Linked DNA regions of Homo sapiens: region 2 is linked to region 1. The links are chromatin contacts, found by Hi-C or POLR2A ChIA-PET in ENCODE. All regions are on one chromosome and are shown on one strand. The core of a region is the stretch at or near the end of the contact, and the rest is flanking DNA. Distances in the headings are between cores, read along the strand shown.

Evidence for each region. Hi-C counts contacts between places; a loop is a spot of excess contacts on that map. ChIA-PET counts read pairs that join two places held with the same protein, here RNA polymerase II (POLR2A).
Region 2: a loop to region 1 is called in a map of PC-9, with 14 times the contacts of the local background. The contact joins two enhancer-like sites. A Hi-C loop is called at or near these places in 1 of 168 maps with a recorded cell type or tissue (PC-9). POLR2A ChIA-PET finds 5 or more read pairs at or near these places in 1 of 52 experiments (PC-9).

What each region holds. Positions count from the first base shown.
Region 1 is chr1:94,647,390-94,652,137 of GRCh38, forward strand. The region is part of intron 3 of SLC44A3-AS1 (SLC44A3 antisense RNA 1); the gene reads right to left. It also overlaps the pseudogene KATNBL1P2. Among named protein-coding and RNA genes, the nearest start is that of MIR378G, 96 kb to the right of the region's middle. Within about 2 kb of position 1,367, at least 14 of the 41 ENCODE cell types and tissues checked have a DNase peak (open chromatin) inside an H3K27ac peak, as active enhancers do; they include PC-9, where a contact is called at or near this core.
Region 2 is chr1:94,861,671-94,865,922 of GRCh38, forward strand. It overlaps SLC44A3 (solute carrier family 44 member 3), which reads left to right. Exons shown (of 15, transcript NM_001114106.3): 11 at 3,073-3,229. Among named protein-coding and RNA genes, the nearest start is that of SLC44A3, 43 kb to the left of the region's middle. Within about 2 kb of position 2,466, at least 20 of the 41 ENCODE cell types and tissues checked have a DNase peak (open chromatin) inside an H3K27ac peak, as active enhancers do; they include PC-9, where a contact is called at or near this core.

The DNA of each region.
Region 1 (4,748 bases), core at 117-2,616:
CTCACTTCTAGTAATCAAGGAGCAGAAGTGCAAAGATTTTCTAAGTCACACACAGTTAATAGGCAGCAAAGACCAACCACCCTGATAGGTCTGATGCTTTGTACTACTCAGACACAACCAAGTGTGGACAAGGAGGGCCTCAGAGAACTGGATCAGGTGTCCTCATGGGTCTCTCTTCACTGCAGGAGGATAAGAGAAAGAATCTCCAGTGTTCTATTGAATCCAAGCAGGAGCAGATTATTTAGGGAAGCCTGGGGCGGCAGTCCTTTAGAACTGGAAGGAAACTCGAAAAATGTCCAGTTCAACCTTGTTTTACAGAAGAGGGAACTGAGGCTTAGAGAGGTAAAGTGATTTGTCCAAAGTTAAGTGATGCCTACATAGTTTATGGCTCTTCTCCCCACAGTGTACTGCAAATCCTACATCCATGACCTTCATGGACACCAGGCAAATTAGGGTATGCCCTTTCTTGCAGGTCTTCTCTGTGTCTGTCTGGGTTCAAGAAGCAGGAAATGATGGAAAGTGCTCTGTGTTGACAAGGGACTTGTCCATTCTGGGTCCTTTGCTCTCCTCCAGGTCACAAACTCCCCACCTGATGTTCTCCCCTTTCATTCCCACTCTGCTTTCAGGAAAGGGTTGGACAGGTGACACCTTGGTAGGAATTTAAATCATATCATTGGGCACTATATTCATTTAGGCTGTCTCTCCAATCATCAATGAAAAACTTCATCCTCATCAAAGAGACTTCAGTCCCAGCCACAGATTGGTTTTTTGGAGGGGTGGGGTGGGGAGGGGGCGGGTGGTGACAGCAAGGCTAGGAGGGAGGGGGTCATGGGTGAGATCTGATATGCTTAATAGAGCAGCAGTCACTCCAATCAGCTTTGTACCCTGAGGATCTTATCCAAGTTGGTTTTCGTGTCGGAGCTCAACACCGCCTTACAGAAGATGTTTTGGTGATGAAATAAGAGCTTTCGTATCTGTTTAGGCAGCTGGCGCATTTCCGCAAGCCTCCTGACCTGAGCAGGCTGAGTCAGGGACAGGCCTATTTGTTAGATAAACTCAGAGAGTTACAGGTTTCTCAAGACTTTATAAATCCATCCCGTGTGCGAGTACTTCCCTTTCCTTAAATGGATTATTAGAAAAGATTGGATGCAAATCAAGAATTCAATTTCTAACCAAGCAAATTTCCACCCACACAGAGAACTCATTTTAGCGTAGGCAACTTCTAATAAATAAAAGATTTTCTTCAACTCCGAGACTGACTTCTCATTAAAATGAGGTGGGACTCTACAGGGGTCTTTTAAGGGTCCCTGTCTGGGTGCTGAAATCCAACATGTCATAGTTTAAAAACACCGTAGACACACTAAATGAACCTATGTACTCTCATTTGCTGCTCACACCTTCCCTGGGATGAAGGCTGCTGAGTGAGCTCTACGCTTGGCAAGGAAATGTGGAGCAGGTTGTACCCGAGAACGTCCATAATTCCACCTCTGATCAGACAGGTGTGGCATCAAATCCTGGCCCAGACACAAAAGCTGTTTGACTTTGGACAACATACTTAATCTCCCTGAGCCTGGGACTCTTCTAGGTCTTGAAAACAGGGGCACTAACACCCACCTCCCAGTGCTGCTGTGAAGACCACACAAGATACCTTTATAAAGCCCCTGGATATAGTAATCACTCTGTTTCTTGCTAGCAATTATTATGTAAGGAACTTTTCTAAACATGTGTTTCTCTTTTCACATGAGGTTTTTTCCTGAGCATGTGGAAAACTATGATGGTAGATGTTTTGGAAAACACAGAAAACCATAAAAAAGAAAATAAAAATTGTCTGTGTTCCCAACACTCAAAAAGAATCACTATTAACATTTTGATATGCTTTAATTTCATAACATCCACACAGATGCACACATACTTCTATATAGTCACACACATATAATTTTGTGGTTGAGAATGTGTGCTGTTTTCTTTTTTCACCTAACATTATATTTTGAGCATTTTCTTATATAATTAAAAATTCTTAAAAACATCATATTCAACAGTTTCAAAATAATAATATTTTCTGTCTTAATTTCATTGTATACAATTCTTTGTGTTTCTGATTATTTCATATTTTTCTTTTTATTCCTAATTTTGCAGATGAATCGACTGATCAAAGCACATGAACTTTTTAAAAAAGAGTAATAAGTTTACTTAAATAAAGAAAGCTTAAATTATACAGAACTGAAAATATTAGAAATCTATATCTAATTAAATGTGTATAAATTAGCCAACTCCATAGACATTTCTAGTTGAGCATTCGTAAAAATACATATTAATTCTTTCCTTTTATTTAGAGATAACACATGCCTACATAACATAATGACCCTGGCCAAAAAAAAAATCAGATGATAAAAATATTCTCAAGTTGTGAAAATGATGTGAAAAACATTTCAGTGACAACATTCTTCATGAATATAAACCTCTGATTTAATTCCTCTGATTTACCTTTGAACATGCAGAAGCATGATGGTTTTAAATTTTTTTTTAATGTGGTGGTCAGGATTATCATCAAGCAAATATTTTACAGATATTGGTATCATAACACATCAGCTTATTAACATTTAAGGCTTTTTGCATGCACAATATCTCATTGTGAGAAAAACAATTTTAATATTGGTTATTTGCCATAATTTTTTAAACTTTCAAAGCCTTTTCAACATAAGAGAATGGCTGCACACATTTTCTTATAGAATATAATCTTTAAAAAATTAACTAAGATTGGTCTTTATGGTTCCTAGTAATAAGTCCTTGTCTTATTTTTTCATATAGTATAAATTATACGCTTATGTAATATGCAGGACTGCATTAAGACCCAGTAGTTCCTAAACAATGTTACCAAATAACCACATAAATCCCAAATGCACCAAAGTTCAAGTATCTTTGTAGTATCCTTCCACCTAATTGAAGTTGAAGCTGTTCCTTTTGGGTATTTTTCTACTTCAGTATGAAGTATATTGTTAGAATTTCATTAGTGGGTTCATTATGTGGCTTTTTAAAGACAAAAGTGGTTTTGATTTCTCCGATAGTTCACAATTCTGACGAGACATTTTCTTGGAAGTCATATAGTCAAGAGATGCTTTGAATAACAAAACACTCTTTAGTAGCTGTAATCTCTCAATGCCACTGTTACAAATGAGTGTTTATATCCTTGGCTATAATAGCAGTATTTCCCAGATGGCTTCCCTGTTCCCACAATACACTTCATTGTTTTAAAATCTGAATATTTCCATTATTATAATTTGTTTGATTATAATCCTGACCACCACATTTTAATGACTGATTGAATCCAGTTTAAACCAATTATTACATATTTTCTTCAAATTTGCTTTTAAGTAGTGACTTTGCTAGTGGTACCAAATCTATACAGCAGCCATGTAAGGTGTATTGCTTTTCTTCCTGTAAACTATTGGTGAGCACGAGAAGGCAATCCACCAAACTCCAAGATCTCCTATCCTCACCAAATAAGGTACAAATTCACTCACACATCTTTTTCTGCAAAAAATTAAAGCTACTTTCAATCTCAAATTCATGTTCAGCAGAACTTGTGCAACTGTTTCATGGTCCTGCGAAACCTTAGGGAAAGCCCGCCATATTTTGATAATAGGCTGTCTAAAAAATCAGAATCACTGGAGTTAACCAGATATATTTAACTATCATGGTGTAATTTTTCTGGCAGGTGGCCTGCACAAGCCAGTTCATTTTCTTTACTTGTCATGCCCACAGCCCCCACTTGAAGAGGAATGTTCCTTTCCATAGGAAAGATTTGAGATTTGGAAAAAAATGATGAACTTTCTTTCTGCAATAGGTGCCCTTACGTAGTTTATGTGGGCATTTCCTAGCTTCTCCAATTGTTCTAGTTACGTAAGCAGCCAACTGTCTTGGAAATTTCTTAAGCTCCTTCATGTTCTTACCAGTCAAAGTAGAGATCCTTTCTCTAAGACCATCAATGAAATGATCCTCAATAATATTAGAAAATTCCCATTTTTAACATTGGGGTTTCAGATGCTGTAGTTCCTAAACATCAGTGCCTCAGGTTACTGCAGCTGTTCAGCCCAGTCCTGGCATCCACTGGGCAGCCCTCTCAGGCCTGTGCAAGACCTGCTAGGAGAGCGCCCCTTGGGCAAGGTGGGGGCACTTCCCTGACTCCGCCCAATGCTGGTTCTGCCCTTTTCCGGTGGGTCGGTGGGTCGTGAAGGACCTGAAGGAGGGGGAAGAGCTACAGTCTATGAGCTATTAAGGCAGTAGTGGAAATTTGCTGTCCAGAAAATTTGTACCAACTCAACTTCCATCAGCAGGGGAGAAAAGTAAATCTTTGGGAACCTTTGCAACTTTCCCATGCCTGTTCTTATTTGCTCCTATGGCAATTAACAATGAAAGCCAAAAAGACAAGGGGGTCTGTGAAAGATGTCAGAGAACCAGAAAGGGGAGATTGGGAAGTTGGTCCTCATTCCTGGGCTCTGGAAAGCAATAGCAGGAAATTGAATAGATGATAAAAGGTTTACAAAGGCCTGAGGGATAGAAGAAAGAGGGATGTGGGGATGGCAAGGAGGTGCCTCTCAGTGTATATTTTCACCCCTGGATGACACAGAATGTCCTTGGGGCAAGGTGGCAGCCCTGCTCCTTTGCACTGAGTTCTAAGTGCCGTGCTGGGCACACTATGGAGCCCAGGAAGTACCGTGTAACGATGGGCTCCCATGAGCCTGGAGGAG
Region 2 (4,252 bases), core at 1,216-3,715, 220 kb after region 1:
TTTCTGGCCTGCACTCAGGGTGAGGATTAAATATAGCCAGGGTGCATTCATCTTTGTCATTCATTTATGCACTACGAGGGCTGAAGAGTTCATACAAATACCATCAGGTACCAGGATATGGGCAATCTGTAGAATTTACTTTTTACAACCATTTGCTTGAAGAAGGATCAACTGAGAGCCATAAAGGTGGTGTTAGGGATGTGATAGGAAGGAGCTAGAACCCTTCAGGGTGGTGGAGGGACACTTGAGGTGTGACTTCATCATCATTTTCAAATATACAAAAGAGGGTTTCCAGCTGCTCTATATCTACAGATGGAGAAGAGGAAATGGATTCATAGCAGAGCCTAAGGAATTTAGGTAGAGATAGATGAATTTCCTAACCTAGCAAGAGTTACCCAGGCCAGCTAAAGAATCCTCTTCTTTCTAATAAAGACGATTTTCATTTTCTGTAGAATAGGAAAGAAACATACAACCTTCTCAGCCCTCCAAACCCCATCTTGCAGTGATTTTGTTGTAAGAAATACTGGAAGAGACATGGTCTCTACAGGGACCACACAGTCCTTTGCTGGGACCAGCTTTACGTTGGAGGCCATTTGTCCCATGCAGCCCACACCTAGTCCAGGAGCCTCAGCACAAAATTAATTCTCCATAATGTCAGAAGAGTTTTTAGTGAGCACGAGGCTGGATCTAACTAGAGCCAAAGCTTGTCTCTAGGACCATGATGCGGCTTGCCTGGCTGTATGCACTCTGTTGTCTGATGGGAGTAGAAATTACAAAACAGTACTTTGTACCATGACCCAAAGGTGTTAGAGGACTTGGATGGATGGGACCATTAAACCCTTTGCCCCACAGCTTGGATTGATGTGGTATTTTGGGCAACTGGCTTCGTTGTTCTGGGAGCCAGGCACCATTAGCACTCAAAGCAGCCACACATCCAAAGGAAGGGGGAAGCTGGGCTTCATGGGGCATATGCTAGAGTCGCCTTACCCTCTAACACTGCCCGTGTCTTCCTTATTGCCACTACCCACAGAATTGGGGTGGATGTGGTCCAGTGGGAAGATCTAGAGAGAGATGAGGAAGGCTGACTGGGGGCCCAGTCCTCCCCAGCCTCCTAATACACTCATCGCTGGGTTGCCCCATATGCTCAACACTGGAATGTTGTCCCCCAGGTCAATTCTTAAAATATGAATAAGTCCAGAGGTAAGTATTATATTTAGCATCACTGGGTGTGTCAGATCCTCTTCCTGAAGGCAGGTTTGGCTGGTTGTGAGGGAGACAGAGCTGGAGGCACTAGCCCCACACACAGCAGGGGAGAGGTGGTAGGATGACGTTACCTTTGAACATGGAAATGAGTCTGAGACTAGGTGGGGGCCTCAGAGACACACCACTTCATTAGCCTTTTTTTTCTGTAGGGCTGTTTCTAGTTTTGAGGGCAGGTATTGAGTGACTCCTGGCTCCAAGAGCTGGCTTGGGTTGAAAGGGCCCTCTTTTTAAGTTCCGTCTCCCATCACGTGATAACCCAGCTTCTGGAACCTCTGCATCTTCTTCCAGCCAAGCCAGGCAGAGCCTCCAGCCATAACCAGGATGTGTTACAGACTAGGGAAGCTGAGGCAGTGCAGGTACTCCTCTGCCTGAAGTGGTTAACCCCATCACAGTGAAACCTCAGAAAGCTGATGCCTAACCCCAAACTCTAATACCTGGAGGGCTAACCCCAAGGCCCTCATTCACAGAGGCCTATGAATCATGTGTTTCCCTACCAGATGGAAAGCAGGTGTTGTCCTCTTCTCCCTGCCTCCCCTCTTGAGCACCATAATAAGTTCTAAGGCACACAAATCTCCTCAATGGAAAAGTAAACGTTCTTCCTTAAAAAAAAAGAAAAATGAGGGAAGGGAAAAAAAAGTGTGTCAGATTTTCCTGGCCTACACTACTCTTCTAGTTTATCAGATCTAAATGAATTCCTATTAGCAATAGCTTCCGTGGTTTTTCCTACTTTAAATAACACTGTGTTGAAACACACATCCTTTTTTTTTGTGGGACAACTGGGTTGCAGTTTTTCAGCTCCCAATATTACTTTCATGTTCTCTTTTTCTTCCTGGCTGATTTGAGTAACAGCAAAATGCAGCCATTGCCAACTCTTGAAACATTTCTGGCTGCCTTCCTTTTCCTCTCTCAAAACCTAGGCTGCTGTCAAAACCTTAATTCATAGTGACTTATTAGCAACCAGAGCAAGTTGTAGAATAATCCATTATAAAGAAACCAAGCTTCACTTGGAATCTGTGAAGTTGCTTCTCAGAAAGACCTTATTTTCTAGAACTGGCTTCAGCGGGAATTCAAAGGGTCACCCGTGGGGTGGCATCAGCCCCCACTCCTTTGTTTTATCTTTCAGGGTTAGGGGAGAGTGATGGCTGTGCCCATTCTGTTCTTTCTCACTTTTTTTTCCCTGCCTGTGAAACTGACTTGTACACATTCTTGGGAGCTGCGTCATGACAAGTCCCGTAAATGATTCACACTGAAGTGACCTTTAAAGAGCAGAGTAGAAACCAGCAGGATTTGGGGAGCCTAGAGCTGTGTAGGAGCCAAGCACCCAGGGCTTTCTGTCCCTTTCCTGTAAGTGGGAGCTCACTATTACCTCTCTGGCCACTGATCCTGGTCATGTGATTTGGTGATGATTTTTAATCACCAGGTGAATGCTGGCAATATTTATGTATACTCCTGTGTAAGTTAAACCTTGGAGATTGTGCCGCAATTAAAATTCTGAAAGTGAAAATGAGATGAATAGGCACCCTAAAGGGTTGGTGGATGGGCTCTGCATTATGAAGAGGGAAACTTTTTTAACTCATCAATTTTTTTAAATTTTTTCTGTTTTATTTGTAGCATTAAGTGGCACCAAAACGAATTAAATTAATACAAGAAACAATTTAACCGAAGCTACCAAGGAGTATAAAAAGTTCGCCAAATGCTTATTATGTCACAACTTTCTAAGTTGTTAGTACCACAGATGATTGGAACCAGAGAGCTTTTGCTGCTTTATAAAAAGTGTTTTTAAAATGCTATCCTTTTCCCTATTTCCAGAAGTAAAAATGATCCTCCTGATCATCCCATCCTTTCGTCTCTCTCCATTCTCTTCTTCTACCATCAAGGAACCGTTGTGAAAGGGTCATTTTTAATCTCTGTGGTGAGGATTCCGAGAATCATTGTCATGTACATGCAAAACGCACTGAAAGAACAGGTAAGGCTACCTCCTGATACACAGCACGTTCTGTGTTTGGGTTGCCAGAAACTTAATTACTGGAAAACTACAGCAGGTCCCAGGACAGAAATGTGACCTGTGACAGCGGGCCGTGCAGAAAGCTCCTGCACTCCTCAGCTCCCATCCCCCGCCTCTCCCAGCAAAACTTTTATTTTCCCAGAGTCTGTGTTTTGTTTATGGTTTTGTTTATTGGGTTTTCTCCAACTCGGTGGAGATGGCGTGGGGAGGGAGTAGTTCTGAGTTAGCTGATTTTCCTTCTTATGTAAATGCCAAACAGACGGGATGAACTCTTAAGGTGAAATTTAAACAAGTTTTTTTGTGAACATTTATCATGCCTTTTTAAGTAAAAAAATATACCATAAGATAGGAATAATATTTGTTCATTTCTGTTTTGATGCTAAAATATTGCCTGCCTTTTGTGTTTCCTAGAGACAGTCATGGGAAATTCCTGGTGTGTGTGAGGAAGAACGAGGGAGAAAAGGAGAGGGTTTGAATGAGAGTGTGTATGTGTGTGTACATGCGTGTGTACACATGCGCTTGAGAGTGAGAAATGGGCAAGCTGACCTACATCTCAGCTCAAAGGACAGAGAACTGTAGGGCTTTTGTGCCTGGGGGATTTCTCCTCCTAGTTTTTATTTCCATGCACATTTGGTTATGAATGCCAGTGGAAACCAGAACACCAGGAAAACAGCTGTTCTCATGGTATTTCTGGCCTGCCAAACAAGAGAAGATTGGACTTTTCCCAAGTCTTCTGTTCTCACACAATGTTAATCTCTTCCCCCGTCACCACCTTAGAGTTGGTGACTTGGTCAGTTTCACAAACTTACCTGATTCCAACCTTTTGAGTATAGCTATGTGTCCTTAGTAAATTCAGGACATTTTACCAATAGGTTTACATTGTATTTTGGAATTGTTTTCATTTACTTTTTAAAAAGATATCTGAATTGTTGATATTTTAAAATCTATAACCAAGATTTAAAGTTAGTTTATCAATTAGAAGCA